Linked DNA regions of Homo sapiens: regions 1 and 2 are each linked to region 3. Evidence: chromatin contacts called from ENCODE Hi-C or POLR2A ChIA-PET data. All regions are on one chromosome and are shown on one strand. Each heading gives the region's core, a stretch centred on a gene start or an enhancer-like site at or near the end of the contact. The rest is flanking DNA. Distances are from core to core; before and after follow the strand shown. Region 1 holds the start of SPSB1 (splA/ryanodine receptor domain and SOCS box containing 1). Region 2 holds the start of CENPS (centromere protein S). Region 3 holds the start of CLSTN1 (calsyntenin 1).

What was found. A loop is a pair of places that touch in the nucleus more often than their neighbours do. ChIA-PET counts read pairs that join two places held with the same protein, here RNA polymerase II (POLR2A). Pooled maps may share reads with other maps.
Region 1: a pooled map shows a loop between it and region 3 (2.4-fold over the local background). The contact joins the promoter of SPSB1 here to the promoter of CLSTN1 in region 3. A Hi-C loop is called at or near these places in 4 of 50 pooled maps. POLR2A ChIA-PET finds 5 or more read pairs at or near these places in 2 of 52 experiments (MCF 10A and WTC11).
Region 2: a map of PC-9 shows a loop between it and region 3 (30-fold over the local background). The contact joins the promoter of CENPS here to the promoter of CLSTN1 in region 3. A Hi-C loop is called at or near these places in 1 of 168 maps with a recorded cell type or tissue (PC-9) and 6 of 50 pooled maps. POLR2A ChIA-PET finds 5 or more read pairs at or near these places in 1 of 52 experiments (OCI-LY7).

The regions. Positions count from the first base shown.
Region 1 is chr1:9,291,502-9,294,483 of GRCh38, reverse strand. SPSB1 (splA/ryanodine receptor domain and SOCS box containing 1) reads right to left here and starts at 1,590. Exons shown (of 3, transcript NM_025106.4): 1 at 1,413-1,590. RefSeq lists silencers at 656-945, 1,486-1,555, 1,626-1,705, 1,756-1,925.
Region 2 is chr1:10,429,054-10,432,235 of GRCh38, reverse strand. CENPS (centromere protein S) reads right to left here and starts at 1,803. Exons shown (of 5, transcript NM_199294.3): 1 at 1,668-1,803. The coding sequence starts at 1,718. It overlaps CENPS-CORT (CENPS-CORT readthrough), which reads right to left and starts at 1,803. Exons shown (of 4, transcript NM_199006.3): 1 at 1,668-1,803. The coding sequence starts at 1,718. RefSeq lists an enhancer at 1,156-1,205 and a silencer at 1,456-1,705.
Region 3 is chr1:9,822,510-9,825,780 of GRCh38, reverse strand. It overlaps CLSTN1 (calsyntenin 1), which reads left to right and starts at 1,816. Exons shown (of 19, transcript NM_001009566.3): 1 at 1,816-2,138. The coding sequence starts at 2,048. RefSeq lists enhancers at 106-165, 1,226-1,942 and silencers at 1,555-1,614, 1,635-1,684, 1,855-2,004, 2,015-2,094.

The DNA of each region.
Region 1 (2,982 bases), core at 341-2,840, 530 kb after region 3:
TGGGGTGTCTGTGGCCCAGCATGCCCGGCTATCCAGAACCAAGTAAAGAAATCACCATGAGGAGCAGTACCTAGGAACCAGAGGGCCCCCTGGATGGTCCCCACACACACTCACAGAGAAACACACACAAAGACACACAGACACACACTTGGAGACACACAGACACTCACACATACACAGACGCACTCAGAGACACAGACACAGAGACAGACACAGAGACACGTGTGGACACACAAAGAGACACAAAGACACACACACGCAAAGACACACACAGACACAAAGACACAGAGACACACATTTGCAGAGACAGACACTCAGAGACACAAACTTGCAGAGACACACACCCAAAGACACATACACACTCACACACAGACACACACAAAGACACACAGACATACACAGAGAGGCACACACAAATACACAAAGACGCACTCAGACACACACACACACACACAGTCACTTAGAGTCTCAGGCACACATTGACAGACACACAGACTCACACACACACTCAGAGGCACATAAATACACAGATGCACTTAGAGACACACTCACACACACACCCACATGAACACACAGACACACTCATACGCAGGCACATATTCACAAGGACATGCACAAACACACACGCAGATGCACTCTCAGAGACACCCGCTCTTCCTGCAGACCCGCACCCTCCTCTCGGGGCCGTCCCGTCCTCACCGGAACCTGGACGCCACCGAGCCCAGTACACGCCCGGGGACGGTGACCCATCCGCGGTTCCTCCCGCGGGCCCAGGCCGCCCTTGTTTTTCTGATTTAATCGATTTCCTGACAACCCTCCGGCTCTCCCTCCGCTGCTGGGAGAAGCCGCGGCGGCTCCGGGGCGGCGGGGAGGGCGGCGCTCGGGTGTCCCCGGCAGGCTCCCTGGGGGAGGCGCTGCGGGAGGGTGGGGGCGCCCCGACGGGGGACCGGGCCGCGCCGCCAATCCCGACTCGGACTGGCGGGAAAAGCGAAACTAACTCAGCCGAGCGGGGTCCCGCTTTCCCCGGGCTAAAGGGGGGACGGGTCGGCGGCCCCGGAGCGCCCCAGCCCCTCCTCGGGACCGCAACTCGTTGCGACGGTCCCCGCGCCCCGAGACCCCCGCCGCGCCTCGCCCCGGGACCCCCTGCCCTGCAGCGGCGGCAGCGCGGGGCGGGCCTGGGCCCCTCTCCCAGGAGCCGCGGCGAGGGAGGCGCCCCCGGAGCCACCGCGGGAGGGGCCGCGCCCCGAGTCCCCATCCCGTACTCCACCCGCTCCCCCGCGCCCGGCCCCGCGCCACCCACTCGGTCCCCCAGCGGCGCGATCCCCGCGTCCGCCCTCGCCCGGCCCCCCGCGCCTCCCCCTCCCGGGCCGGTCGCCCACCCATCGGGGTCCCAGGTGCCCCGCGCCGCCTACCGCGCCCGGGGTGCCGCCGCCGCCGCTGCTCTCCAAGGCCGAGGAGGCTCGGGCGCCCGGGCCGCGCCCGCCGCAGGGAGCGAAGTCGCCTCCTCCCCGCGGCCCCGGCCCCGGCGCCGGCGCCTGGAGCCTGGTTCCTGCTGCGAGCGCGCAGGCTGCCCGAGCGCGACTTCTGTGCGGAGGAGAAAAAGCAACCGACGGCTTTAAAGTGAAAAAAAAGAGAAAAGCGCCGGTGGGCGGGGCCGTCCCTGCCCCGCCCCGCCCCGCCCCGCCCCCGACCTCGGGCGCACGGACCACTCAGCACTGCAGGGAAGGCCGGGGGCGCGGGGCGCGGGGCGCGGGGCGCGTCAGCCCGGCGCTGGTTCGGCCGCCCCCTCCGCCCCCTTAGTCCGCAGCCCTCTCCCGAGCCGCCGCCCTGGTGTTGCCGGCCCGAAGCTCGGGTCCCTCCGGAGGCGTCTTTGGGAAACGCGTGGCGCAGGGCCTGGGTTGCAGCCGTGGGAGGCTGGAGTGGGGGCGGGGGTCTTACGAGAAGGAGAAATCTTCGCGGAGAGTGGGGTTGTCCCAGGAACCCCGAGCAAGGCCTCGCCGGCCTCCTCTGAAGTGCCCAGCGGGGACGAGTGGGCAGCCGCCGGGGGTCCAGGGAGCCTCCTGCAGCGCTGTTTCGGCCGCTCGCGTTTCGGTGCCCACGGGGACGGGGGCCTCGGACCTCGAGACCCTGAGGGCGCGGGCACCTGGCATCCGCAGGGCTGCTCCCTGAACAGGTCCCAGCCTCTGGGGACTTGTCCTGTGGCTCTAGCTCGTTCAAGGAATTTTCCTCCCCCTTCCCCGAACAGAGCAGTCACTTGGGACTGGGAAGATTTTAAAGACTTTGCTGTTTTGAGAGCAAAATCTCCTGGCATTCCCCACCCCTCGCTGTGTAGTGTCCATTGAAAACGGTGAGGAGTTAGCCTTTCTGGGGGAGCCGAAACAAATAGCGGGGCTTCCGTAGTTACTGTGTCTTTACCATAACCCAGTACAGTGAGGGTGGGACTAATGACACACTCACTGTAAAGGCGAGGAAACAGTGCCTGGCCCGAGGCCAGCTGTCCAGAGCTTGGAACCCAATTGAACTGTGAGATTACAAAGTTTGATGTCTCTCATTTTACGGTGCTGAAAATCAGTTTGGTTTAGCTTTGTTTGAACTCAGAATAGGATTACGGAGACTCAACCAACTGCCCTGGGCTGGGCGGGCCTGAGTGGGCATTCTGACTTTCCAGGTGCCAGCGGTTTAGGAATGTTGAACCCAGACTAGTCAGGTGGGCAGCCATGGCCAGCAGCTTAGGGGTGCTTCCCATTTAAAAGATCACTTGAGGCTGGAGGTGGTGGCTCTCACGCCCTTAATCCCCACACTTTGGGTGGCTGAGGCAGGCAGATCACTTAAGCCCAGGAGTTCAAGAGCAGCCCGGGCAACAGAGCAAGACACAGACTCTGCACAAAAATTAAATAATAATAATAATAATTGGCCGGGCATGATGGCTCACACCTGTAATCCCAGCGCTTTGGGAGGCTGAGGCAGGTGGATCACCTGAGG
Region 2 (3,182 bases), core at 554-3,053, 610 kb before region 3:
GGGGCCTGTAATCCCAGCTGCTCAGGAGGCTGAGGCAGGAGAATCTCCTGAACCTGGGAGGTGGAGGTTGCAGTGAGGCGAGATGGAGCCACTGCACTCCAGCCTGGACAACAAGAGTGAAACTACGTTTCAAAAAAAACAAAAACCAACCAAAAAAAAACAGGGTAGGCAGGACCAAAGATGACTAAATGCAATGCACCATCCTTAACTGAATCCTGGATGAAGGAAAAAAGACAGTTAAAAGAAACATCTTTAGGACAAGTGGGGGCACTTGACAATGCACATTCAATAGAGTTTTATCAAAATTAATTGTCCCACTTCCTGAGTGGGACAATTTATTGAAATGATGTAGTAGGAGAATGCCTTTTTTTTTTTTTTTTCTGAGATGGAGTCTCGCTCTGTCACCCAGGCTGGAGTGCAATGGTGCGATCTCGGCTCACTGCAACCTCCGCCTCCCGGGTTCAAGCGATTCCCCTGCCTCAACGTCCCGAGTAGCTGGGATTACAGGCACCTGCCACCACACTCGGCTAATTTTTGTACTTTTAGTTGAGAGGGGGTTTCCATGTTGGCCAGTCTGGTCTCGAACTCCTGACCTCAAGTGATCTGCCCACCTCGGCCTCCCAAAGTGCTGGAATTACAGGCGTGAGCCACCGCGCCCAGCCAATGCCTTGTTTTTGGGAGATGTGTACTAAAGAATTAAAATGTAAAGGCGAAGTGTCAAAATATCTGCAATTAATTCTCCAATCGCGGGGCTGGGAGGGAAGCATGGGAGCAAACAGAGCAAAATGCTAACTAGTGGTGAATCAAGGTGACGGGCATCTGGGCATTCTGTACCGTGTTCTTGCAACTTTTCTGAAGGTTTGAACTTCTCAAAAGACAAGGGGCAGGGTAGACAGCTGCTGCAGTGTAACTTTGTAGAGAGGAAACTCCCGCGTCTGGAGCTCATTCCCGCGTTTCTTCAGTCCGTCCTCTTTAAGGTCGCCACTCCGGGTCTTGCTTTTAAGCCTCTTCACGGCAACGTTCTCAGCCTCTGACGCCCCATATGCCCGGCGCTGATGAAAGGAACGAATGGGATGCCCGCAGCTACCCTGACAAGTGATTATTCTTATGACGATTTTGCAGAGAAGAAAATTGCGTCTGGGCCGAGTCGATACGATCACAAGTTGGCGGGGCAGAGATTCGAACCCACATCTAAGGACGAGCTCTGGGCCTGACTGGTCCGCACCGCGTCCCTGCATCAGTAACGAGGGGTCGACGCCTCCAGGGCCAGCGTTCCAGAGCTCCGGCCCGAACCGCCCACCGCGTACGGGCGTCACCTGGAATGTCTAATGCCGACGTTGTACCCTCACGAAAACCCCATCTGAGAAGGGGAAACCGAGGATTCATCGCAAGGCCAGAAGGTGGCCTCTCGCCGCCGGACCCCGGCGCCCGCACGCTCCCCTAGAACCGCTTCCTCCCCAGCCAGCGCAGGCCAGGGTCCAGCCGCGTTGCCGCGGAAACCGCCTCCCAGCACCACCCGCGGCAGTTAAGCCAACGCATGCGCAGCCGCGGGGGGCGCCCGGGGGCGGGGTGCCGATGAGAAGCCGCCGGGGGCTGCCGGGTACTTTTCTGTCCAGAAACTCGACGCCGTCCTGCCCCAGCCCAGCCCGACCCCCGTTTTCCTGTACCTGTTGGTAAGAGAATCGCTGCTGCTCCTCGGTCTCCGCCTCCTCCTCCATCACTGCGGGCCGACCCTGGGCAAACGCAGGAGGGCCGAGAAGGGGCGGTGGTGCGCGGCCAGGTCGGATTTTCCCGCCGCGGCGCGAGCGACGGGCCGCGCGGGCGGACAAAGTACGCAGCTCCGCCCTGCCTCGCGCGCCCCCTGGCGGCGCTCCGTTGAGGGGATTCCGCCGTCGGCCTCCAGCCAGCCCCCTGCTCAGCTTGCTCTGCGGAGGTGGCCGGGCGACGCGGGGACATGACCACCGAGGTCACTGCTGCACCCCAGAGCCTGATTCAGCGCCTGGCACAACGCTGAGCACCACTCTCCGCGAAACACGTGTGCGCATAGGTGCAAAGCGTGTTCCAGTCGGGTGTAGAGGATGCGTAGCCCACGATTTACAGATCATGTAACGCAGTACACATTATCAGGAGCTCCATGCACCTGTACCTCAGGTGTATCTTGCAAAATCGACCATCAACTTTATCATTCTATCACCAACAATAGCGTCACAAAGACTACAATGAGTGAACGACCCGTGACCTCATTCAGCGAGTGGAACAGGAACTGCGTTGTTGCCATTGGCAGGAGTATAGTTCTGACACAAGTGTTACTGTTTTTCCTTTATGTTAACGATGAAGTGAGACCATCAAACCCAATTTTGGTTTGTTTTTATTGTAGTTTTTTGAGAGGCAGGGTCTCACTCTGCCGCCCAGGCTGGAGTGCAGTGGCACCACCAAGACTCACTGTAACCTCCACCTCCTGGGCTCAGGTGATCCTCCCACTTCAGCCTCCCAAGTAGCTGGGACCACAAGCCTGCATCAGCGCACCTGGCTAATTTTTATTTTTTGTAGAGACCAGGTCTCACTATGTTGCCCAGGCTGGTATCAAACTCCTGGCTTCAAACAATCATCCCACCTCAGCCTCCCAAAGTGCTGGAATTACAGGTGTGAGCCACCATGCCCTGCCTGTATTTCTAGGTTTTTGTTTTATTATTTTTTATTGCCTATATTTCTGTATTCTGCATTTGTCACAAGCAGGTGCTACTTTCAGAACGAAGGAAAGCACATAAAGCCACTCCTTGTCTTCCTTTCCCAGGGACGTCCCTCAAGTTCCCTAAGCTTGCCAGGGGCTGAAACCCAGATCAAAGCTTTTTGGAGGAATCAGCCTTCTGAGGACTTTCCTCTGCATCTGCTCAGTGGGTGGCATCTGGAAATGACAGGCACTTCTCGCCTCTGTCCACTGCTCTCTGTGGGCATCCCAGTCTACCTGGACAGTCCTCCTGCCCAAGCAGGGCAAGCCTCTGACGGATTCCCCTAATGGGCAGCATGGGGCTGGGCAGGGCAGGCCATCCAGAGTGAGACCAAGCCTGCAGCAGGAGAGAAGGCCGGTCGCTGGTTGGTGAGCAGCCCCATTTAGAGCACACTGTGGCTGCAAAGCCCAGCTCCCTCCCTTGAGCCTGGTGACCCCAAGCAAGTCACAGGAC
Region 3 (3,271 bases), core at 567-3,066:
GAGGCTTGGGTATGGGTGGAGGAGGAAGTGTGATGTTGGCCCTGGGAGGGGAATGAATAAGAAGAGACAGTGGCAGACAGCATGCCCTGAGGTCAGCTGGGTGGAGGATGGGAAGCCCAGCAGAGATGTCTGGACCTGACGAGGTGGCAGCAGGGAGGCACTCACTGAGTTTATAACTCCAGGAGGGGCAGAAGCAATGGCAACACCCGTCACCAGGGGAGAGGATGACTCAAAGCCTTGGCTGGAAGGAGTGGTGGGTGTGGCTTGGAGCCTGCCCGGGCCAGGCAGGTGCTTTGGGAAGGGTCCAGCCAAGGAGAGTCCGGTCTTCCTCCACGCAGGGGAGGGGGAGCAGGGGAAGGAAGGAGAGACATTAACAAGATGGAATCTGTAGGCTTTGGTGCAGGACGCTTACGGGGAACACGGCTCAGGGAGTTGGATTCCAGATTGCTTTTGAAGCCTTCCCCAGGTCACATCACACCGCTGTTCCCAGCCGTTCCAGGTCTTCCTGTTGACTGTAGGATCAAGTCCATTCCCCCAATCTGACCTCAGTCTACGTTTTTGGGCTCTTTGCCCACTAGTCTCCTAAATAAGTCCTCTGCGCCCCACAAACCAGTCTCCACCCAGCCTCCAGTGCTGCCAGCCTCCTCCACCCCCACCTGGAGCAGTGACATTCATGGATAGCTCCTCCAGCGGTCTCGAAAAATGAACATTTTAGGGTTCCACTTTTTGCTGTTGGTGTCCCCCTAATGCGAACATCCTGTCCTTGAGGGCTGATTCTTTTTACAATAGTTGTCCCAACGGGGGAAGTCATTTCACCTTTCTGACTTAGTTTCCTTATCTGCAAAATGGAGCCAGTAGTGTCTCATAGGGTACAGTGCCTGCACACACGCCCATCCACGGCTGTTCCAGGCCTTTCCTCCACTGCGGGGGGGTGCCAGGGGTCCAGAGGCGAGGAGGAGGGGGCCGCTGGACGCTGGGAAATTGGGAGGACCCCAAGATCCCTGTAGGGATCCACGGTAGAGGGGGAGGGCTTCTCTGTCCTCTCTATCCATTCGGACCTCCGCATTTCTAAGAACCAGCATCGCACCATGTCACTGAGAAAGAGCGCGCACACCAGCCGCCTTTTGAAAGTCACAAATAGATTCCTTCAGTGAATTCAGGACAGACTCCCCGGGGGCAGGTCCCGGGGCGGGAGCCGGTGTGGGTAGTGCTGCGCGGCCCTTAACTGTTTACCAGGCGCGTTTCGCTGACCTCGTCTCCTGGACCCCCTTTCGTGACCCCTCTCAACACCTCTACTGGGGAGACGAGGACCCCGAGGTTCTGGGGGGCGACGCGACCTGCCCGAAGTGACAAGGGTCCTGGGCCGCACTGCTCCGCCGGGGTCTGCGCTCCTCGGCGGAGCGGGTGGGAAGGATGAGTCCTCGGGGTGGAGAAGGAGGAGCGGGTCCCCGGGTACCGCTCACCCGGCCTTAGGAGCCCGGGAGCGCGCGTAGGGACGCGGAGTTGAGGCTCTCCATCTGCGGCCAGGGAAAGGGATACAGTCCCCCGGGCCCCTCCCGGCCGCTCGGAACCCACCCCAGGCGCGTCCCCGCGGGCGCGCGCTCCAGGCGGGGCCGACGGGCTCGGAGGCGCGCGCCCGCTGCCGGGTCCGCCGCGCGCGCTCCCTCCGCTCCTCTCCCCCGCCCCTCCCGGGCCCGCGCGCTCCCAGGGTCCGCCGCGCGCGCGCCTCGCGTCGCTCCCCATCCCCGCCCCTCCCGCCGCCACCCCGCCCCCGGCCGGGTACCCTCGCCGGACCCGAGAGAGAGCGCCGCCGCCATCTTAGTTGCTGCCGCTGCCTTCAGCAAGACGCTGCTCTGAGGCGGGGAGGGCGCCGCGTCCTGAGCGCGCGGCCCAGCGTCACGGCGGCGGCGGCGGCGGCTCCTCCTTGGACCCCCGGAGCTCCCCGCGCCGCGGAGCAGCTAGCCCCAGGCCCCTAGAGCCCCGAGAGCTCCGAGAGCTCCGCTCGGCGTCCCGCGCGCCTCCCTGCCGCTCCCGCCCCGGGCTGGCGATGCTGCGCCGCCCCGCTCCCGCGCTGGCCCCGGCCGCCCGGCTGCTGCTGGCCGGGCTGCTGTGCGGCGGCGGGGTCTGGGCCGCGCGAGGTAAGCCCCGGGGCTGGGCCGGGCCGCTGGGTCGGTGCGGGATTCGGGTCCGGGTGCAGGATTCGGGTCCCGGTGCGGGGATTCGGGTCCGGGTGCGGGAGTAGGGCCGGATGCCGGGATTCGAGCCGGGATGCGGGGAGTCGGGTCCGAGCGCAGGGAGCCGGGTCAGGGCGTGGGGTTCGGGTTGGGGGTCGGGCTCGCGGAGCCGGGGCCAGGGCGCAGGAGACTGTGGGCGCGCGCTGCAGGCGTCCCGGGGAAGCCAGGCTCCGTCCCGGGCGGGGCTCCTGAGCCTGGGCTGCCCCCACTGCAGCCCATGGTGGTGGCTGCGCTGATTTGGGGGAACGTGCAGACGGGCCGAAGGGTCAGTCCGCCCTGCTCAGCGGCGCACGCAGGCTGGGGCTGCACCCCTGGGTGAGATGCTCTGTGTACGTGTGCTCAGATGTGCATCAGGCGGGGGGTGCACGCACAGTTTTGGTGTGTGCTTACATAAGAGCCCACTCCTCCGCATCCCGTTTCCAAGATCCCGATTCTGTGTTGCTGCACCGCGGACACCACGACTTCGCCCCTTTCCGCCTCCTCCCAGAGTCCTTCAGACGTTGTCTGTTTCCAGTGGAGCCGAGGCTGAAACTTAGTGCTTCCCTCCCACCTTTTCACCCAAAGGTGAAATCGCGATGAGATTTGCGACCGCGGGCTCACCCAGTGTTAGAAATCTCCGTCTCTGCTACCCCTGGTGCCTTGGTGCTGTTTTTCTGACGGTCATTTAGACCGTGGAGGGTTAGATGTTCTCTACAAAAACGAGAAACCTCTCTGGTTTTTTAGGATTGTAGGACCGAAATTATTTTATGGCTCGGTGGGAAGTAGTATTTCTTGGCTAATTTATTATTAGCTTTTAACCTTCATCCACTTAACCTTTTAAACCTTGCATGCCTCTGCTATTGACTGGTCTTGCCAACGAAAAGCTTACGCATTGCAGATACAGTATTTGCTTCTGAGTGGATCTTGAAATCGTAAACATTTTCCTTGGCCTTAGAGCAGAGTAATCTAGGTGTAGTCTGTAGAATCTACTGTAGGCTTAAATCTGTTGTTCTGATTTTTTTTTAATCAAAAGAAATTTTGGGGAGGAGGATTGATAG